Linked DNA regions of Homo sapiens: region 1 is linked to region 2. A link is a loop called in an ENCODE intact Hi-C map of the cell type or tissue named here. Cell type or tissue: dorsolateral prefrontal cortex. All regions are shown on one strand. Each heading gives the region's core, and the rest is flanking DNA. Links, peaks and the distances in the headings are about the cores only. Region 1 overlaps SYNJ1 (synaptojanin 1). Region 2 has its middle 12 kb from the start of EPCIP.

The links. Hi-C counts contacts between places; a loop is a spot of excess contacts. Peaks named below come from ENCODE experiments on the same cell type or tissue, not always from the same donor. Only the 100,000 strongest peaks of a DNase experiment are listed, where the experiment ranks them.
Region 1: it touches region 2 in a loop (3-fold over the local background); 58 of 110 quality-filtered maps call a loop at or near these places.

Annotation. Positions count from the first base shown.
Region 1 is chr21:32,648,694-32,658,812 of GRCh38, forward strand. It overlaps SYNJ1 (synaptojanin 1), which reads right to left. Exons shown (of 33, transcript NM_203446.3): 19 at 9,023-9,179; 20 at 8,310-8,427; 21 at 7,994-8,209; 22 at 4,595-4,673; 23 at 1,491-1,653. Among named protein-coding and RNA genes, the nearest start is that of CFAP298-TCP10L, 41 kb to the left of the region's middle. In dorsolateral prefrontal cortex, for the core only: a CTCF peak has its summit at 4,818 (motif pointing right); no DNase peak of the experiment used is centred there; H3K27ac peaks cover 2,529 bases.
Region 2 is chr21:32,821,006-32,831,124 of GRCh38, forward strand. No RefSeq gene overlaps it. Among named protein-coding and RNA genes, the nearest start is that of EPCIP, 12 kb to the left of the region's middle. In dorsolateral prefrontal cortex, for the core only: a CTCF peak has its summit at 5,792 (motif pointing left); a DNase peak (open chromatin) is centred at 5,756.

The DNA of each region.
Region 1 (10,119 bases), core at 592-8,591, 170 kb before region 2:
TGTCTCGTCATAATCCTATTGGCCAAAGTTATATTAACAAATGCCCATGCTTTGCAGGCTATTAGAGCTGCCTTGACTCCAGAGCTCTTTCCTGAGCACCAGACTCATGTTTGACTGACTCCATGAACATCTCAAATTCAACATATCCGAAACAAAATTCATCTTCCATCCCACACCTACTTCTCTCTCTGCATTTCTTTTCTTCATTTACTCCCTCACAAACATCCCTCCATAATCCATTTGGATCCTCTTTATCCCCACTTAGACTGTGCACATGCTTTCTTCTTGGATCACTCCTCTATAGCATTAATTCCATTCTCCCTGAGTCTTTGGATTCTCAACTTAAATTTCAATTCCTCTGGGAAAGCTTGCCCAATTTCCCAAATCCAGGTTAAGCAACTTTCCCATGAGCTACCACAAAACCATTCATTATCACATTTATGTCACTTTATTATAATTGCCTGCTTACTTACACGTAACACCCAATAAGCTATGAGTTCTGGAAAGGCAAGAACCACAGCTGTCGAATCTCCAGCACCCAGCTGTATCTGGCATAAAGGTACTACATAAATATGTGTGGACTGAGTAAACAAATGAACAGATAATGTGAAAATGAGATAACCTTGTAAGACGTTCAACTCTTAAATGTGGTACCTAGCTATACAGGGCATTACAATATTATTATAATCTAAGGTATGCATTTTAATGAAAAACTGGCTAGAATAGCATATTGTGTTAGAAAACAAATGCATTTAAAAATTTTTTCTTTTGATAATGTTGCCATCAAACAAATGCATTTTTAAATCATGTTTAAGGAAATTTTCGGCGTAATTACTTAAATTCATTTCTGTTCTTAGAATACCCTTTTGGAACTTCTACTTTTTTACCTCAACTTTAATTATTGGGACTAAACCATACACCAACAATACTAATTTGGGTATTTATCCAATAAGAATATAAATTAACATTTGTAAAGGTCTTAATATTTGAATGGAAGAATGGTAAATACATTTAAAGTATACGCAAAATAAACACAATATGATGTGAAATAAATTTGTTTTGTTTTGTTTTGTTTTGAGACAGCCTCGCTCTGTTGCCCAGGCTGGAGTGCAGTGGCACAATCTCGGCTCACTGCAACCTCTGCCTCCTGGGTTCATGCGATTCTCCTGCCTCAGCCTCCTGAGTAGCTGGGATTACAGGCATGCACCACCACGCCCAGCTAAATTTTGTACTTTTAGTAGAGACAGGGTTTCGCCATGTTGGACAGGCTGGTCTTGAACTCCTGGCCTCAGGCAATCCACCCTCCTCAGCCTCCCAAAGTGCTGTGATTGCAGGCATGAGCTGCCGCACCTGGCCAAAATACATTCTAATTAATAGTGCTATGTACGTCCCAAGAAGAAGAAGAAAGATGAACTTGGAAAATAAGACTTTACAGATTGGAAGAAAACATATCTAGAACTACAAGAAGTAAATGTGTTTAAGAAACAAACCTTCCATATCAAAATCTGCTGCAACCTCTGCATCTTCACCAAGCAGGGTAGAGCTTGTTGATGATGGCAATGCAATGCTAATTTTCTCTAAACTCATTTCTTCTTCCAAATTTTTGATCCAGTCTGGACTTTTTAAAGCAATAGTTATAGTCCGATTCAATAACTAGCGGAGTAAAAGAGATATAAAATAAAGATTAACATGAAAGCTAACTAATTTGGAATAAAGAGGCTGACTTCGTTAAACTATGCAATGGTATAGACAGTTAATTTAGTTAGACAATTCAGCTAACTAAAGAAATAGTTCTTTCACATATACTAAATTTCAAACTAGTTTAAAGGTTGTTCCCAGTTCTCCCTTTAAACACCTGTGGTGATAAATAAAGATCTTTTCTAGGATGCCCAGAGATGCAAGTTTCCTTTGCTACAACCACTATGTTTTCCTGGCCAGATGTAAATTCACCAACAACTCTGCTACATAACTTTATACTTTCTTAATTTTGATTCACAGATTAAGTAATTGTTCCCACGTGAAACAACTACAAAAGAGACAGCAGAAAATCTTTAAAATGCATTTCCTGTTCCTGTTCATTTGGTCTTTCCTAACTTGGCATATGGTCCTAAGAGCTGCTATATTGTCAGCTGCTAAGTGCTAACCTATACAGTTTTAGCATTTCAAATGTCAGAAGAATATTAAGAGAACTGAACACCATTTTAAATCTTCAACAAAAATTAATCATTCTAAAAACAGAATGACTTCTACCTGTGAAACTGGCACTCTGCCTTCTCTATAAATTTGGGTGACTTTTAGACTAAAGTATAATCTAAGACAACCAAGACATTATAATCAAATTATAGCAGATCGTGTCAATGTATTTAAAAAATACTCTCAAAAAAACTTGCTGATAACAGCAAGACTCTTTGGTCAAGGACAAAATGTGCACTAGAAAGGAGTTCTCATTTAAAACCCATATTCTTATAACAAACTTGCTTTCTAAATTTAATCTCTCTCCCACATAGTTTCAATTTCCTTTGTTTGAAGAGTTTCTTAATGTGAACAAGATGTGAATATTTTTGGTATTTGCAAATGAACTGTGTAGCTGTGATCAATATGCTGTGCTGACAGTTGGCACCTTTGTGGGTACAGATCTTCCTTGGCTCAAAGTGTTACTGATATTAGAATTCCTTGAAGGCATAATAATGGAGAGGTTGAAAGTTGCTGAACTGAGTGGCACAGCTGTGTTTATTAGTAATTTAGCATCCACACTGAGCTTTAAAGTCAGAATCCTAAGAATTCATAATCCTTTACTTGCCAAGTAGATATGAGTACTAAAATCAATCCAATTTCAGAACTTAACACGCTTTACAAGTCATATATTACTTTTCAAAGTCAACAAAATTCTTTTATATTCATCAAAAAATACTAACAAGCATTCTTAAATACCTATCACCATAATGGCCAATTAAGATGTAATTCCTTAGGACTATCCCCTTGGTAGAGACCAGGGCCAAATGAAAAGGAAGAAATTTAGAAGACCAAAAAAATATTCAAAAAGATACATAGAGGTTCACTGGAATATTGGCTTTAATAATTAAGAATAGGAAATAATCTAGATGTCTATAGGAGTTTGGTTTAATAAATGTATATATTTATTCACAAAATGAAATTAATGAAGCCATTAAAAATGACATATTTGTTTAAGATGTCCCTGACACAGTCATAAGAGGTAGTAAGAAAATAGCTTTATAACACGGTTTCAATTTGTGTTTGCGTATATGCATATCCCATTTGTGTTAATGTGTTTGTGTGTATATAAAATCCCATTTGTATTTACATATGTATATGCTAATATTAAGGTTAAGAGAAATTACTTCAGAATGGTAGCATTATGTGAGTGGTCTTATTTTTAATTCTTTTCCATGTTTCCTGATACATGATTTTACATGAGTATACTAGTATTACATTTAGGAAAACAAACAAAACTCTACAAAACCTATTTCAAAAGCAATACACACAAAGAATTTTTTTTTTTTTTTTGAGACAGAGTCTCGCTCTGTTGCCCAGGCTGGAGTGCACTGGTGCAATCTCGGCTCGCTGCAACCTCTGCCACCCAGGTTCAAGTGATTCTGCTGCCTCAGTCTCCCAAGCAGCTGGGATTACAGGCGCCCACCACCACGCCTGGCTACTTCTTGTATTTTTAGTAGAGACAGGTTTTTGCCATGTTGGCCAGGCTGGTCTCAAACTCCTGACCTCAGGTGATCCACCTGTCTCGGCCTCCCAAAGTGCTGGGATTACAGGCGTGAGCCACCGCACCCAGCCTAATACATACAAAGAATTTTTTTTCTCCAAAGAAGTTGATGTGACAGAAGAAGCAGCTCAGGACAGTGCTCACAGAGTTGCTCAGTGCTGCAGGAATCAGGCCTAGAGTACAATCCATCTTGTGCACTGACTATATACTTAGAAATTTAGGATTTGGGTCTAAAGGAGTTCAGAAAAAAATGACAGATGAAGCACTTCAGAGAAGTAAAACTATTCCAGGCCAACAATGTAAGTTTCCGTCATCAATGACTTTTCAAATCACAGGTTAGGAATATCTCCATTTGTTAAAAATTTCTAAAATACTTCAATGGGATGGATCTGTTATCTCTGGAAATTAATTTAGTTATGTTTGAAGAAGATAACTAGGTAAGCCAAGCCAATGAAACAAATTCCTAGGAATAATGAGCACCTCTCTCCCTTGTTTTCTGGTACATAATGCATTTTCTTCACTTGATAGAATGTTTTTCTACTATACAGATAAGCCAGACTACCCCCAATTAAAACTTTAAAACTTTTTGCATCATAAAATGTAATAAATCAAATTAGGTGCTAAACATGTTTCCTTCTTAGTCTATATCAACAGTTAATATCTCTGGGGAGGGGCCAAAATAAGCCTAGGCTAGTCAGAAATCCAGTCTAAATAAAAAACATTAAATAACTCCTCGAACATACCATAAGGTCTTTTCCCCTCCCATTTAGATAATCTTGCTGCATGTCTATAAAAATATCATACCATCTTCAGACATTTAATTTCAGAATGGTTTAGAATCAACAAATGCTACCTTACCTCTTTACCATTTAGGCTCAGAACATTCAAGGCAGAGCTTCCCTCCAAAAATGTAACCCACATTTTATCTTCTACAAATCTTTAAGAAAAACAATAAAAAACCATAATTAATACCATAGACATAACAAGCTCAGTGACTACTCCCATGATTATTGATCATTAACAAGGGCCACAAGAGGCCAGGAAGTAAAAAGTAAAGGAGGGAGCGCAGGTAGGGCTGGTGGTGACCTGGAGAGGGCACTCTTCCCCTAAAAACACTCTAACTCCAATTTCAAATACTATGTTAATGGAACAGCCACAAGAAATGAGTCTGTGCACCTCCATTTGTGATCACTGCTAATCCAGTCCCATCCAATCCTCCATTTCATTGACAAGGCAAAAAGGGACAGAGGTTAAGTGACTTGTTCAAAGTGACTCTATAAGGAGAATATGTTACAGGGCTGGGATCCAAGTCTCCGGACCCCACAACCCAGTACTATGTATTTTCACTGTCTCAGTGACTTCCCTGAAGAAAATTTCCTATGATCAAAAAAGATGAGAGTTGCCAGTGAAAGAAAACAAAACCAGACTGGCCCCAAGAAGCCTTAGATAAGTTATGCTCCTTGTCTTTCATCATTGACAAACATTTACTCTTTTGGGACTTCAATGGTCTTTGATAGGATTCCAAGTTTTTACTTTTGAAATAAAAAAACTATCAAGAGGAAAAAAAAAATAAAAAGGACAGAAGAAGTTCTGAAGAGGGTCGCAGGTATGTAATGAAGTTATTATTCAAAAAAGAACAAATTATGATGTTATCAGTCTTATTACAGAAAATTTGGCGAGTTAAACCACAAGTTCAGAAATCTTTACAGATTTTTCCACAATGAGAGGAAAACATGTACACACAAACACACACACACACACAGAGTATCACTCTCCCCCTAACCCCCTACTTAAACTAGGATTCCAAAGTATGAATTATGAATATTAAGAGGAAAAGGCCAAAACAAAAGTGTGCATAAGTACTTCACCCTGGTAAAATCAAGGGCCTGGAGGGAACCGATTTCTACAATCCCACAGATATGACCAAGGCAACTGACTCAATTTCTTTGGCATAAAACTAAATTGCAGGATGCTATCCTTTGAAATACACAGGGAGACCATTCTTACCTAACTACACGAAGGTATCTTTTTCAGATTGTTGGCAATGGAGACTATCCCTCCTCCAAAGGTTATAATCACCACTGTAAGCATACATTTATGCTGCACCAGTCCCCTAAGACCCCAAACATTATTTGTTCTTTGATAGGTACCAACACTTTTGTGGTCCTGGGTTAGGGCTAATATCTTTGTCCTTATTCTCAATCAGCAATGTGCCCCTTACACATTTCTAACTTTAACAAGGGATTCTGGTTCTTATATCTATTGATTTATGTAAGTTCTTTTGGAAGCTATATTTTCTTCCTGCTTTCACTCACTACAGTAAAAGCTTCTAGACTCTTCCTTCAATTAATGTAAGCATCTATATGTATTTAAATTTATCCCATACACATTTCCAGGGAACCTCTTATTTAAAAATAAAGGGGTTCACAGGGTTTACTCACTCCTTAATGGCTGTCTTAATCTAGACTAAAAGGTAATAATCAGTTTCTTCTCACTACTTATAGAGATCCTCTCCTTGTTGACTTTCAGTGTTTGCTTTTTCTCTTCCAACTTAGTCATCTTGGGGTTTAACAACCAATATTCCAGGTTGGAGACACCCCATGGTTTTATAATGTTAGGTTAATGCCTTAGTTTCTTACCAATACTTTTCCTAATGATGACAAACATTTGTGGGAAACCTTCTGGCTTCAATTTAACAAGTTCTTTAGAGGTTGGGTTATAAAGACAGGTCCCTTTCCTGTATCAGAGTCTTTCATCCCTTATACAGTTTGGATTCTTTGTAGCTCAGTGCAGTATTTTACATTTGCTCAGGAAGACATTTATCTGCTACTCTGCTGCCCACTCACACAGTCTACATGATGCTTCTGGTGGTTTGGCATTTCTGTACTTGGCAAAGTATACTGTCATCTGTACACTTGCAGATTTCACTGTGTACTTTCAAGAACCTTAAGATTTTTGAAATGTTTTGTTTTGTTTAATTTGAAAGCTTTGGGATAGACCTTTGTCAAAAGATTTGAGGAAAGTCTAAACACAATTTCTTCTCCATTTGTTCATTTACTCTCTGAAAGGACTTGAGGTGTCTTTGATTTTCACTCTGTAGAAGCCATACCATCTTAATTCTGTGGACTACGCCCTTTAGGATCTGGGGGTGTCATTACACACATGCTGACTTTCCCTACTAGATTACAAGCAGGAGTTGTATCTTCCATTTCTCCTCTGCTCTTCTACAGCAACTAGTATAGAGATCTGCCCACCAAATATCTATCAAACATACCTAACTAAGCAAATGAATGGTATTTAAAGGGATTTAATGGTACCTCTTTCCCTATGAAATCCAAACACATGCACACATGCACATCATTCAGTCTCTCAAAACTGCTGTATAGTTGGAAGAGAACATTTTTAAAACAAGGAAACAGGCATCTGGTTCTGCAAAAGGCAGATGGCTAGATCAATGAGGGAAACCAAGACTAGAAGGAATGACTCTTGACTAGTCATCACATCTCTGTTAGAAATTAAACATACTTAAAATTACTCAAATTTCTTTAACTGAGGCAGGGAGGGAGTCATTCTTATCTCTCCTTAAAAAAAAATAGCAATCACAGCTTCATTTTGTTATAGGGTTTTGTTACATGTTCTATTGTATAGGAATCGTGAGAGTTCATATCTGAACTTGCACCTATTTTTGTTTTCAATTGTTCACATAAAGTTTCACTGTTTAGCTGGGTATGGTGGCTCACGCCTGTAATCCCAGCACTTTGTGGGGCTGAGCTGGGCAGATCGCTTAAGGCCAGGGGTTTGAGACCAGCCTGGGCAACATGGTGAAACCCTGCCTCTACAAAAACAAAACAAAACAAAACAAAACTTAGCCAGGTGTGGTGGTGTGCACTTGCAGACCCAGCTATTTGGGAGGCTGAGGTGGGAGAATTGCTTGAGCCTGGGTGGTTGGGGCTGCAGTGAGACATGAACACATGACTGCATTCCAGCCTGGGTGACTGGGTGAGACCCTGTCTTAAAAAAAAAGTTTCACTATTCATTTAAACTTTCTAAGTTGAGAATTCAGTTATAAAAACCTACAGAATAATATCCACAGTATGATCTTGCTTTAGTTTGGAAATAAAAATACTCATATACTAAACACTAAATAAGGTGGTATCTTTCTTTTTTAAAATTCTCTCCTTCCCCAAATAAGGTGATTTCTATATAGAAATGATTGTTTATGAATCACAAGCTACTTTTGCATAATAAACATCTTACCTTATAAGTATAACTTCACCAAAACTTGCAAACTGCTGCAGAAGCTCATCAATCAAGGCATCATCAAAAAAATTATTTTCTGGTAAAGAACTTTTGATTGAGACCAATACTGTACCATCTGGTGGACCCTGAACTGCAATTACTTCTTTATAAATGTTTTGCCTCTCTTCAGCTTCAACTTCAAATATATCTATATCAATCAGGGCAACGACAGGCCTTAAGGCATAAAGGAAGATAGATGTATTAGAAATGTTTTTAAAAGGGTGTATTTCAAACAAATTTCAAACACTATTAGAAAAACTGAGACTGCTTAAACCTGTGGTCAGAAGTCTTCAGCTCAGCTCTTCCATAGTGCAGCAAAGTGCCTGGAGTCCACGTGTACAGAATTTTGCTTTCATCTTGAAAACTAGCATTTAGAAGATCTAGATCTTCAGCTGCAGTCAGAAGAAATGAAAACACAAGAGAAGCTGTATAAGCAGGACAGATCGTGTAGAGCAAAGAGGCATTCTCCTTCCTTTCATGAGCTTCAGTGGTTTGAGGCTGGAATGCCAGAAACACTTGGTAATAGGCAGGCAGTCTAAATACCTTTAAATTCGAAAGGTTTTGGTAAAGTTATCATTTTATGCTTTATTTAGTAAAAATTAAGATCTGGCTTTATTTCCAAGATTACTTAAAGGACTGGGACTAAATGGTGTTTCATAAACAATTCAAGAGACAAGTGGCAGTTCAAAACATATGCAAACCACTAAAGTTAGCTTAAAAACCTAAATTAGCTTCAATTAAAAATTTCACAAAAATATTTCCTTGCTTCTCTTTACATGAAATTATATGAAAATAGGCTGAAAAATTAAATAAGTTATTATAAACAGATCTGATATTTCTAAAAATCTGACATATTTAAATTTTATTTATTCTATTCCAGTTAATGTTTCTTGAAAAACAATATTCTCCTCATTTGATATTATGTCATTCCCTGCTTCCTCATAAGTTTACATTAGTTCATTTAAATAAAGAAGCCCATTTCCCAACCTGATCTATCAAAAGGCCATTTCCTCCTTCTCCAAAGGACACGGTCTGTCCAGGCAGGGGTGCGGCACTTTTCACTGGTGTCATAGTCGTCAGAAAACAAGTCATACTTATATGTCGGAGCAAAGGTTACCTTTCCTTCTAAAAATCCTCTAAAAACCTAAAATAAACATATACAAAGTAAGTTATTCCCAAACAGCAACAAGTTCTGTTTTCATTCAGACAGTCATCCATTAAATGTCTATTACATGCTGGATGCTCTCAGAAGAAATCTGTATGCGTCTGATGAACACTTCTAGCTGAATGGAACAAAGCTTAGAAAAATAACCTGAGACATAGCATTTTTCATACCCATAGGGACAGGAGACAGGGAAATTCTGGGCAGAAGTGGGTGGGTCCCTTTGCTGGGTCCCACCCTCAAGCCAAAAAGTCTGTTACCACAGCCCCAAATGAGAACTTATATCCCTGTTTTCTCGCTCGAATGTTGCTTTTTCCAAAACCACCCATGGCCTGCCTTGCCCCCAATCCTGTGCCCATAAAAACCCCAGGCTCAGCTGGCAGAGAGAGGAGAGGCAGCTGGATGTCAGAGAGAAGCAGCTTGACTTCAAAGGGACAGCTTGGCAGCACAGTTTTGGAGAGGAGTCTGGCCATGGGATGGCTGGATTTCAGGGGAAGATTATCTTATTGCTCTGTCCCCTTTTCAGCTCCCCTTCCTGCCAAGAGCCATTTTCATCGGCAATAAAATACCCCATATTTACCATCTTCAATTCGTTCATGTGACCTCATTCCTCCTGGACACCAGATAAGAACTCGGGTGCCATGAGTGTGGGAGCATAAGGCTGTCGCACTGACCCCCCACTAAGCTGTTAACACTTAAGCCATCTGCAGGCAGCAGAGCTAAAACAGCACTGTAACACTTTCTGTGGGGCTTCAGGGGTTGGAGGCACCCTCCCCTAGACACTGCCACGGGCCTGGTACAAAGTTCGCTCTTGCCGGTGCCCAAAAGCGCTCACCCCAGCTCCTGCACTCACTTACCAGAACTCCCCCTCCTACAGGGGTGGAGTGCAGTGGGTCAAGTGAGCAGAGTTCGCCCCGCCAGT
Region 2 (10,119 bases), core at 1,291-9,290:
CCTTAAGAGTAACACTGAAAAATCTTCCCTCTTCTTTCTGATAACACTTAGCAATGCTCTTTTGGCTCCTGTGAAGCTTTTCTGAGTCCCAAAGTCTCTCAGACCCCAAGCCTTAGAAACATTTTGACTCTTCCTTCTTTAATCCAAGAGCCAACAAATCATCAAATACTGGAAATTGTAGTTTGAAATTTCTCCTGCAGAAAAAGCACATTTCAATGTGTAATAATTAAAATTATAGAAATAATAACTTATTCTTTTTTGAGACAGGGTCTCGCTCTGTCACCCAGGCTGGAGTGCAGTGGTGCGATCTCCGCTCAGTGTAGCCTCGACCTCCTAGGCTCAAGCAATCCTCCCATTTCAGCCTTCCAAGTAGCTGGACCCACAGGCATGCACCACCATGCTCAGCTAATTTTTATACTTTTTTTGTAGAAGCAGAGTTTTGCTATGTTACCCATAGTGGTCTCAGACTCCTGAGCTCAAGCAATCAGCCTGCCTCAGCCTTCCAAAGTGCTGGGATTTCAGGTGCGAGCCACTGTGCCCAGCCAGCAATAAATAACAACTTCTCTCAACTTAATTTAGAGAGCTAATTCAATAGTGATTTTAAAAATCCAATGGAAATTGATACAAATATCGAAGGAGTTGATACAAGTATTCTGAAGTTCAATGAGATAATAAAGAAAATATTCAAAATATGAAGAATAATAAGGGGGGATTAGTCATTTGACTTATTAAAACAAAATGATACTTTGGTAGGTTGATGTGGGTGGATCACTTGAGACCAGGAGTTCAAGACCAACCTGGCCAACATGGCAAAACCCTGTCTCTACTAAAAATTCAAAAATTGGCTTGGTGTGGTGGCATGCACCTGGTACCGCAGCCATTTGGGAGGCTGAGGCACTAGAATCCTTGAACCAGGAGTTGGAGGTGGCAATGAGCTGAGATCCACCACTGAACTGCAGCCTGGGCAATAGAGCAAGGCTCTGTCAAAAAAAACAAAAAACAAAAAACAAAACAAAAAAAACCCACCAAAACACAAAAATCAAAATGGCAGTCACTGAAATAGTGCAGTACTGACATGAACAGAGACAGACTGTAACCACAGGTGGCGGTGCACACCTGTAGTCTCAGCTATTTGGGATAATCACTGGAGCCCAAGAGCTCGAGGCCAGCCTGAACAACACAGTGAGACCCTGTGTCTGAAAAATGTTGTTTTGAATTGATATATAAAAGAAGAAAATATATATTACTGAGGAGATTAAGGATTACTCAGCAATAATTTGGAATCACTGGCTATGAATTTGGAGGAAAATGCAAATATAGATTGTCACTATATATGGAATGAAGTCTATATGGGATTAATAAATTCTTAAAAATAAAATCATAGGAAAATGAGGTAAAAATTAATTGAATAGTAAATAAACTTTTAAGATAAGAAGTACAGGTTAAGTTTCCCTTATCCAAAATATTTGGGACCAGAAGTGTTTTGGATTTCAGATGCTCTTTGGATTTTGAAATATTTGCATGTACATAATGAGAGATATAAGGGGATGGGGCCCAAATCTAAACAGGACATTTATTTATGTTTCAAATACACCTGATACACATAGCCTGAAAGTTATTTTATACAATATTTAAAATAATGTTTTGCATGAAACACAGTTTGTATACATTGAACCATCTGAAAGCAAGTGTCACTATCTCAGCCACCCGTGTGGGCATTGCTGTTTGGTATCACTGTTATTCCAGACTCTGAATATATATGCTAGTGATAAAAATCATTTTTGGCCAGGTGCGGTGGCTCACGCCTGTAATCCCAGCACTTTGGGAGGCTGAGGAGGGCAGATCATGAGGTCAGGAGATCAAGACCATCCTGGCTAACATGGTAAAACCCCATCTCTACTAAAAATACAAAAAATTAGCCAGGCGTGGTGGCACGGGCCTATAATCCCAGCTACTTGGGAGGTTGAGGCAGGAGAATCACTTGAACCCAGGAGGTGGAGGTTGCAGTGAGCCAAGATCATGCCACTGCACTCCAGCCTGGGCGACAGAGCGAGACTCTGTCTTAAAAATAAATAAATAAATAAATAAATAAATAAATAAAAATCATTTTCTTACACTTATTTGCATGAGTACTGATCAGTAGAAAATATGGCATGCCATCCAGTACCATTCAGGACCACATGGGCAAGGACTTCATGACTAAAACACTGAAAGCAATGGCAACAAAAGCCAAAATAGACAAATGGGACCTAATTAAACAAAGAGCTTCTGCACAGCAAAAGAAACTACCATGAGACTGAACAGGCAACCTACAGAATGGGAGAAAATTTTGCAATCTACCCATCTGACAAAGGGCTAATATCCAGAATCTACAAAGAACTCAAAAAAATTTACAATAAAAAAACAAGCAACCACATCAAAAAGTGGGCAAAGGATATGAACAGACACTTCTCAAAAGAAGACATTTATGCAGCCAGCAGACACATGATGATGTGCTCATCATCACTGGTCATCAGAGAAATGCAAATCAAAACCACAATGGGATACCATATCACACCAGTTAGAAATGCAATCATTAAAAAGTCAGGAAACAACAGATGCTGGAGAGGATGTGGAGAAATAGGAAAGCTTTTACACTGTCGGTGGGAGTGTAAATTAGTTCAACCATTGTGGAAGACAGTGTGGTGATTCCTAGAGGATCTAGAACTAGAATTATCATTTGACCCAGCAATCCCATTACTGGGTATATACCCAAAGGATTGTAAATCATGCTACTATAAAGACACATGCACACGTATGTTTATTGTGGCACTATTCACAATAGCAAAGACTTGGAACCAACCCGAATGTCCATCAGTGATAGACTGGATTAAGAAAATGTGGCACATATACACCGTGGAATACTATGCAGCCATAAAAAAGGATGAGTTCATGCCCTTTGCAGGGACATGGATGAAGCTAGAAACCATCATTCTGAGCAAACTATCGCAAGGACAGAAAACCATACACTGCATGTTCTCACTCATAGATGGGAACTGAACAATGAGATCACTTGGACACAGGGTGGGGAACATCACACACTGGGGCCTGTCAGGGGGTGGGGGGTTGGGGGAGGGATAGCATTAGGAGAAATACCTAATGTAAATGATGACTTGATGGGTGTAGAAAACCAACATGGCACATGTATACCTATGTACCAAACCTGCAAGTTGTGCACATGTACCCTAGAACTTAAAGTATAATAAAAAGTAAATAAATAAAACATGGAATGCCATCAATGCAGTGAAAACATAATGTGTTCAGGGCAACCAAGCTGCTCAGTAGCATCCCTGGAATAGCTGAATCAGCTGCTTAACAGCAGTAGCAACAAACAACAGCAGGTTTTCAGGCTCCACCTACGATGCTGTGTTTTGATGAAAAGGTTACTGTGCACTGTATTTTATTTTTTTAGATGAGAAGAAACTTCAGAAGCAATTGAGAGACCAGGAAGTGGGTCCTCTGGGGCTCAGGAGGCATTCTGATGGATGGCTTTTAAAGATGTTTCCTCCAGAATCAACTGCCTCGTTAAAGCATAAATGTCAAGCGTAAATTGTTCTTGTCTTAGAAGTCTCTCTTTGACTTTATAAACCTGATATGATTTATTGTTCTGTTATGAATGCGTGGTGCTCTAGTCCTTCAATGAGCCCATCACACGTTTTCATTATGTCGTCTAGAGGCAATTTTTCTGCAGTGTTAACTATGTTATCTTCAGCATTGTGCACCTGCATTTTGACTGCGACCCATCACACGAGGTCAGGTGAGAAATCTTCCACTTGTGGCATCATGTTGGTGCTTAAAATTTTCAGATTTTGGAGTATTTTGGATGTGAAATTTTAAGATTAGGGATGCTCAGCCTGTCATAGATGGTGCAGCCACCTCGGAAAACAGTCTGACAGTTCCTTGAAAGGTTAAAGATAGAGTTACCATATGACCAGGCAATTCCACTGGGAGGTATGTACCCAAGAGAAGTGAAATACATGTTCACACAAAAACTTGTACATGAATGTTCATAGCAACATTATTCATCATACCCCAAAGTGGTGACAACCCATGTCCATCAACTGATGAATAGATAAATAAAATGTGGTATATCCACACAATGGAATATTATTCAGCACCGAAAAAGAATGATGTACTGATACATACTGCCACATGGATAAACCTTGAAACATTATCTAAGTGCAAAATGCCAGTGTGAAAGCACCACATATGGTATGATTTCATTTATATGAAATGTCCAGAATAGGAAAATCCATAGAGACAGAAAATAGATTGGTGATTTCCTAGGGCTGGAGGTGAGATGAAATGGGGAATGACTGCTAATGGGCATGGGTTTATTTTTGGGGTGATGAAAAGCTTCTAAAATTGATTGTGGTGATGGTTACACAATTCTGTGAATACACTAAAACCAACGAAGTTTGCACTTTACATGGGTGAATTGTGTAGTATTTGAATTATGTCTCATTAAAGCTGTAAAGAAGAAGTAATTGAAGAAATCAGAAAGGAAATGTATTAGATAAACAGAACTGATAGGCTATATATAGATGTAAAGAAAGGGATTTATTATGAGGGATTAGCTCACATAATTGTGGAGGCTGAGAAGTCCCTCCATCTGCCATTTGGAAGTTGAAGGTCCAGGAAAGCCAGTGGTATAGTTTCAGTCCCAGCCCAAAAGCCTGAGACCCAGAGGAACCAATGATGTGAGTCTAAGTCTGAGCCCAAAGACCCGAGAAGCTGGAGAGCTGATGTCCAAGGGCAGAAGAAGACGGATGTCCCAGCTGAAGCAGAGAGAGCCAATTCACCCTTCCTCCATCAGCTATTTGCTTGTTAATCCTGATTGTGCAAATAGCTCAGTGTGCAAAATATATGTCTAAGAGGGAGAGGAGGCTGGGCGCGGTGGCTCACGCCTGTAATCCCAACACTTTGGGAGGCCGAGGCGGGCGGATCACGAGGTCAGGAGATCGAGACCATCCTGACTAACACGGTGAAACCCTGTCTCTAATAAAAATACAAAAAATTAGCTGGGCATGGTGGTGGGCGCCTATAGTCCCAGCTACTCGGGAGGCTGAGGCAGGAGAATGGCGTGAACCCGGGAGGCGGAGCTTGCAGTGAGCCGAGATCGTGCCACTGCACTCCAGTCTGGGCAACAGAGCGAGACTCCGTCTCAAAAAAAAAAAAAAAAAAAAAAAAAGACGGAGAGGACACACAGGAGATCTGGGCGACGAACTAGCTCTGTTATTTAAACAACCATTGTAAAAGTTGTTTATGTATCCAGGTGGAGAGCCACTGATGAGGGAACTTGCTGGGCTTAGTTTCTGAGTCTCCACCAAACCTGTGCCTTCTGCTAAGCTGGGGATCTGCTAGCTGCCTACTAAAGGACGGGTGCCTGGAATCCACTGACAGTTTCACATACGGTGTGTTCTGGGGCATCAGCCACCTAGCTGGGGAGAGGGCCCTGGCTCAGAAGACTATGAGGGTGCACAGGAATAACTGGGGCTCCGTCACCCAAGGGAGGGTGCCTGTAGGACTCAGTTTAAGGGACAGTTTCAACCTCCTGGTGCCATCTTTCACTTATGTCCCACACTTCCAGTTAGTCTTGTGCCTCATCTAAATAACCACACCCTGATATTTGCCAAACTGGACCATGAGCATCCCCTCAGATTCTGCTTCAAACCATAGCTGAGCAGGCAACTCCGTATAGGCCCCAAGGCATGTGTATTTCTGATCAAGTCCTCCACCTACTGGTGACACTTGATTCTCACGTCCCTAGGGTTTACCAACAACACTTGTCTTTCCAGACTGTTCTATTAGAGTGTATGCTGACACTCCTCCATAACGACAACAACAAAAAATTAATGCCTGTTAGAGGCGCTATCCATGAAGCAGCAACAGGAGACTGACTGCTTTTGCTATGAGCCAGAGTCTGATGTGATAAAACCAGAAACAAAAACCAGCCTCTTGTCTTGGTGAAAAAGGGGGCCACTAGGCAAAAGGATGGCGAGAAAGGCCACCTGCATTCCTCATTCAAATTCTTCCTCATTCCTTGATTTCTCTCAACAGGTAGCCATCAAATCTGAGATTCGGTGTTGTTATAAATCTCTTCAAGAATATTGGGGAAGAGGCTGGGCATGGTGGCTCACGCCTGCACTTTGCGCCTCCCAGCACTTTGGGAGGCTGAGGAGGGCAGATCATGAGGTCAGGAGTTCAAGACCAGCCTGGTCAACATGGTGAAAACCCGTCTTCTACTAAAAATACATAAATTAGCTGCGTGTGGTGGCAGGAGCCTGTAATCCCAGCTACTTGGGAGGCTGAGGCAGGAGAATAGCTTGAACCCGGGAGGCGAAGTTTGCAGTGAGCTGAGATCATGCCACTGCACTTCAGCCTGGGAAACAGAGTGAGACTCCATCTTAGAAAAAAAAAAAAGGACTATTGGGGAAAAAATAGCAAACCCTGGACATTTCAGATCACTAAACTACCCCTTGTGTGACTTGCTCAAAATAATGTTATTACAAACTCATGGAATATTACTGGCTTTAGGCGATGACACAGTTGCAGTAATGTTCTGATTTGATTATTCAGAAATGAAATTTATGGTTTAAATTTCATCCAGGATTTATAGAATTTAAAAAAGTTATTCTTCAGTATTTGAAATACCACTTTGCCAAAGCAGAAAAGCCATAAATGTGTTAAACTGGCTAAGAAAATTAAGATGGCAGTAATACATTTTCTAATAAAAATCATAGCATAATAGCAAAATTACTGCGGAAAACCACAGTTATTGTGGCAAAGACATAAAATGTTACAGCTGCAATAATATGCTATTTGTTTTGGCAGGAGAATAAGAATACTGTACATTGCAGTTTTTCAATATTGGAAAAACATAAGAAAATACTATAAACTTAAAAGACTATTTTTTAAAAATGAAGAAGTGCATGAATGATTTTAAATTTTGAGCATATAAAAGAGTCTTGCTGCAAAGTCTATTGAACTCCTGAGAAGACTCTGTTTTGCTGTTTCTGATTTGCCAGTATCCTACCAGAAAACTATGCCTCCCAATAGAAAAAGAACACATAATCCTGTCTGTATTTGAGGGTTCAAGCCTGGAGATTCCGCCCCCTTGGTCGGTTGATTTTTATTGGAAACCCAAGATGCACCTGCCTGTGGAATGCATTTCAGAATGTGGAAGTACAGCAGGAAGAAAGCAGACAAGAACACAATCCCATGGTATTCTTGGTTAGGGACAGCTTGGGGGTCAGTGGGGGAGACATACACAGATTAAATGATTAATAGAGTAATTCAGCTTATTTACATTAGTCTGGTTTTTTACATGAGGGGCTCACAAATTCTTAATTTGTCCTTTCTTTATTATATTTTTCTTTTTTGCTATCTTTCAATATTGATTATCCATTTCTTCCCTTAATTACTAGACTTTCTGAACTTTTAAAAACATATATCTTCCAACTGGAAAGTATCTGTCCCTTATAACAACTACCAGTACTACTCATAAAACAACAAAAACCCATATAGCACTTAATAAGTGTCAGTCAGTATTTTAAACAGTTTATGCATATTATTCATTTAATCCTCTCAATGACCCTGTGAGAAGGTGCCATTATTCTCCTTATTTTTCATACGTGGAAAGTAAAGAGTAGGGAGAAACTGTCCAAGCTCACACAGCTAGTAAGTCATAGAGCTGAGACTGGAACCCAGATAGCCTGGCCCCAGAGTCCTTCACTATTCTGAATTTATAAAGATATTTTTGATATTTTCTTCCCAAAGTTTTAAAGCTTTCCTTTTCACATTGGAGTTTTAAATCTATCTATAATTAATTTTGAGTATGGCATGATTTAGGTATAACTTTTTATATGAAAAACTAATTTTCCCAGTTCTATTTATTGATATGCAAATATAAAATGTCTCTCTTTCTCTCTCTATATATATATCTGAGGTTGTTTTTGAGTGCTTTATATTCTTGCTTTGGTCTGAAAATTCACAGGTTGAAATTCTAACTCTTGAGACGATGGTATTAGAAAGCAGGGCCTTTGGAAGGCGATTACGTCATAAGGGTAGAGCCTTCAGGAATGGGACTTAGTGCCCTTAGAAGAAGCTGAGAGACCAGCGTTTTCTCTCTTCCATCATGTGAGGACACAGCAAGAAGGCACCATCTATGAACCAGAAAGTGCCCCTCACCAGACATCAAATCTGCTGGCACCTTGATCTTGAACTTCCAGCCTTTAGAACCATGAGGAATAAATGTCTGTTTTTATAAGTCATCCAATAGGTGATGTTTTGTTATAGGGCCTGAGTAGTCTTAGACAGTTACAGATGATTCGCTCTCACTGACTGTTGAATATTATTCTAAGTGTGGATATTACACAATTTATTTACCCATTCTACTATTTTAATTTTATTTTTTTTAATGTTTGAGACAGGATCTTGGTCTGTCACCCAGGCTAGAGTGCAGTGGCACAATCATGGTTCACTGTATCCTCCAACTTCTGGGCTTAAGGGTTCCTACCACCTCAACCTCCTGAGTAGCTGGGACTACAAGAATATGCCAACATGCCCAGCTAATTTTTCATCTTTAAAAAAAAATTATTTTGTAGAGTGGGATCTCACTATGTTGCCCAGGCTAATCTTGAACTCCTGGGCTCAAGCGATCCTTCTGCCTTGGCCTCCTAAAGTGCTGGGATTATAGGCGTGAGCCACTGTACCTAGTCCCATTCTACTATAGATGGGCATGTGGGTTGTATCCAGTTCTTTTACTATTATAAATAGTGAAGCCATGAACATTCTCCTAAATGTGTTTTGGTGAACATGTATATACATTTCTGTTGAGTATACATCCAAGATTGAAATTGCTGGGTCACAGACTACACATATGTTTCTGCTTTAGTAGATGTCGCCTGACAGTTTTCTAAGGTGGGTGGGCCATTTTACACCCCGACCAGTAGTATATGAGGGTCCCCGTTGTTCCTCACTCTTGCCCACACTTGATAGTGTCTTCTTCCCTTTAGTCATTCTTGTGTACACAATTGTGGTCCTAGGTGACATTTTCTTGATAACTATTTGAAGGCTATCTTCTTTGTGTGGTGACATAATTGCTCATAATTCTGCCCATTTTTTTCTTTTGGGTTGTCTGACATTTAATACAAATCGCTTTGTAGGAGTTCGTTATATAATCTGAATGAGTCCTTTGTTGAATACATGTATTTTAAATATATTCTCCCACTCTGTGGCTTAACTTTTCACTCTTAACACTGTCTTTTGATGAACAAAAGTTTTTAATCTTTTTTATTTTTTGAGACAGAGTTTCACTCTTGTTGCCTGGGGTGGAGTGCAATGGAGTGATCTCAGCTCACCACAAACTCTGCCTCCCAGGTTCAAGTGATTCTCCTGCCTCAGCCTCCTGAGTAGCTAGGATTACAGGCGTGCGCCATCATGCTCGGCTAATTTTGTGTTTTTAGTAGAGATGGAGTTTTTCCATGTTGGTCAGGATGGTCTCAAACTCCCGACCTCAGGTGATCCACCTCCCTTGGCCTCCCAAAGTGCTGGGATTACAGGCATGAGCTGCTGCGCCTGGCCGAAAGTTTTTAATATTAATGTGTTTTAATTTACTTATTTTTTCTCTATGATTATCACATTTTTTGTGTTGGTTAAATAGACCTTTGGCTACTTCAGTTTCATGAAAATATTTTCCCATGCTCTATCACAAAAGTTTTACTGTTTTATTAAGTTAAACCATATGAAATTACTAATAGTCAACATAAAAAATAGGAGTTTCATATGGTTTAACCCAATACATTTAATCTATGATCTGTCTGGAATTGATTTTCATCTTTGGTGTGAGTCAGGGGTCAAGATTTTAAACAAATTTAATTGTCTGATTGTCAATTTCTTATGAATTGGATGACTGTATATATGTGGGTCTGTTTCTCAACTCACCATTCTGTTCTATTGTTTTTTTTCATTCTTGTACCGATACCTTACTGTCTTGGCCACTAGAGTTTTATGATAGGTCTTTTATAAATTTTAATAGCTCCGAAGTGTTCTTCAAGATTGCCTTAGCTACTCTTAGCC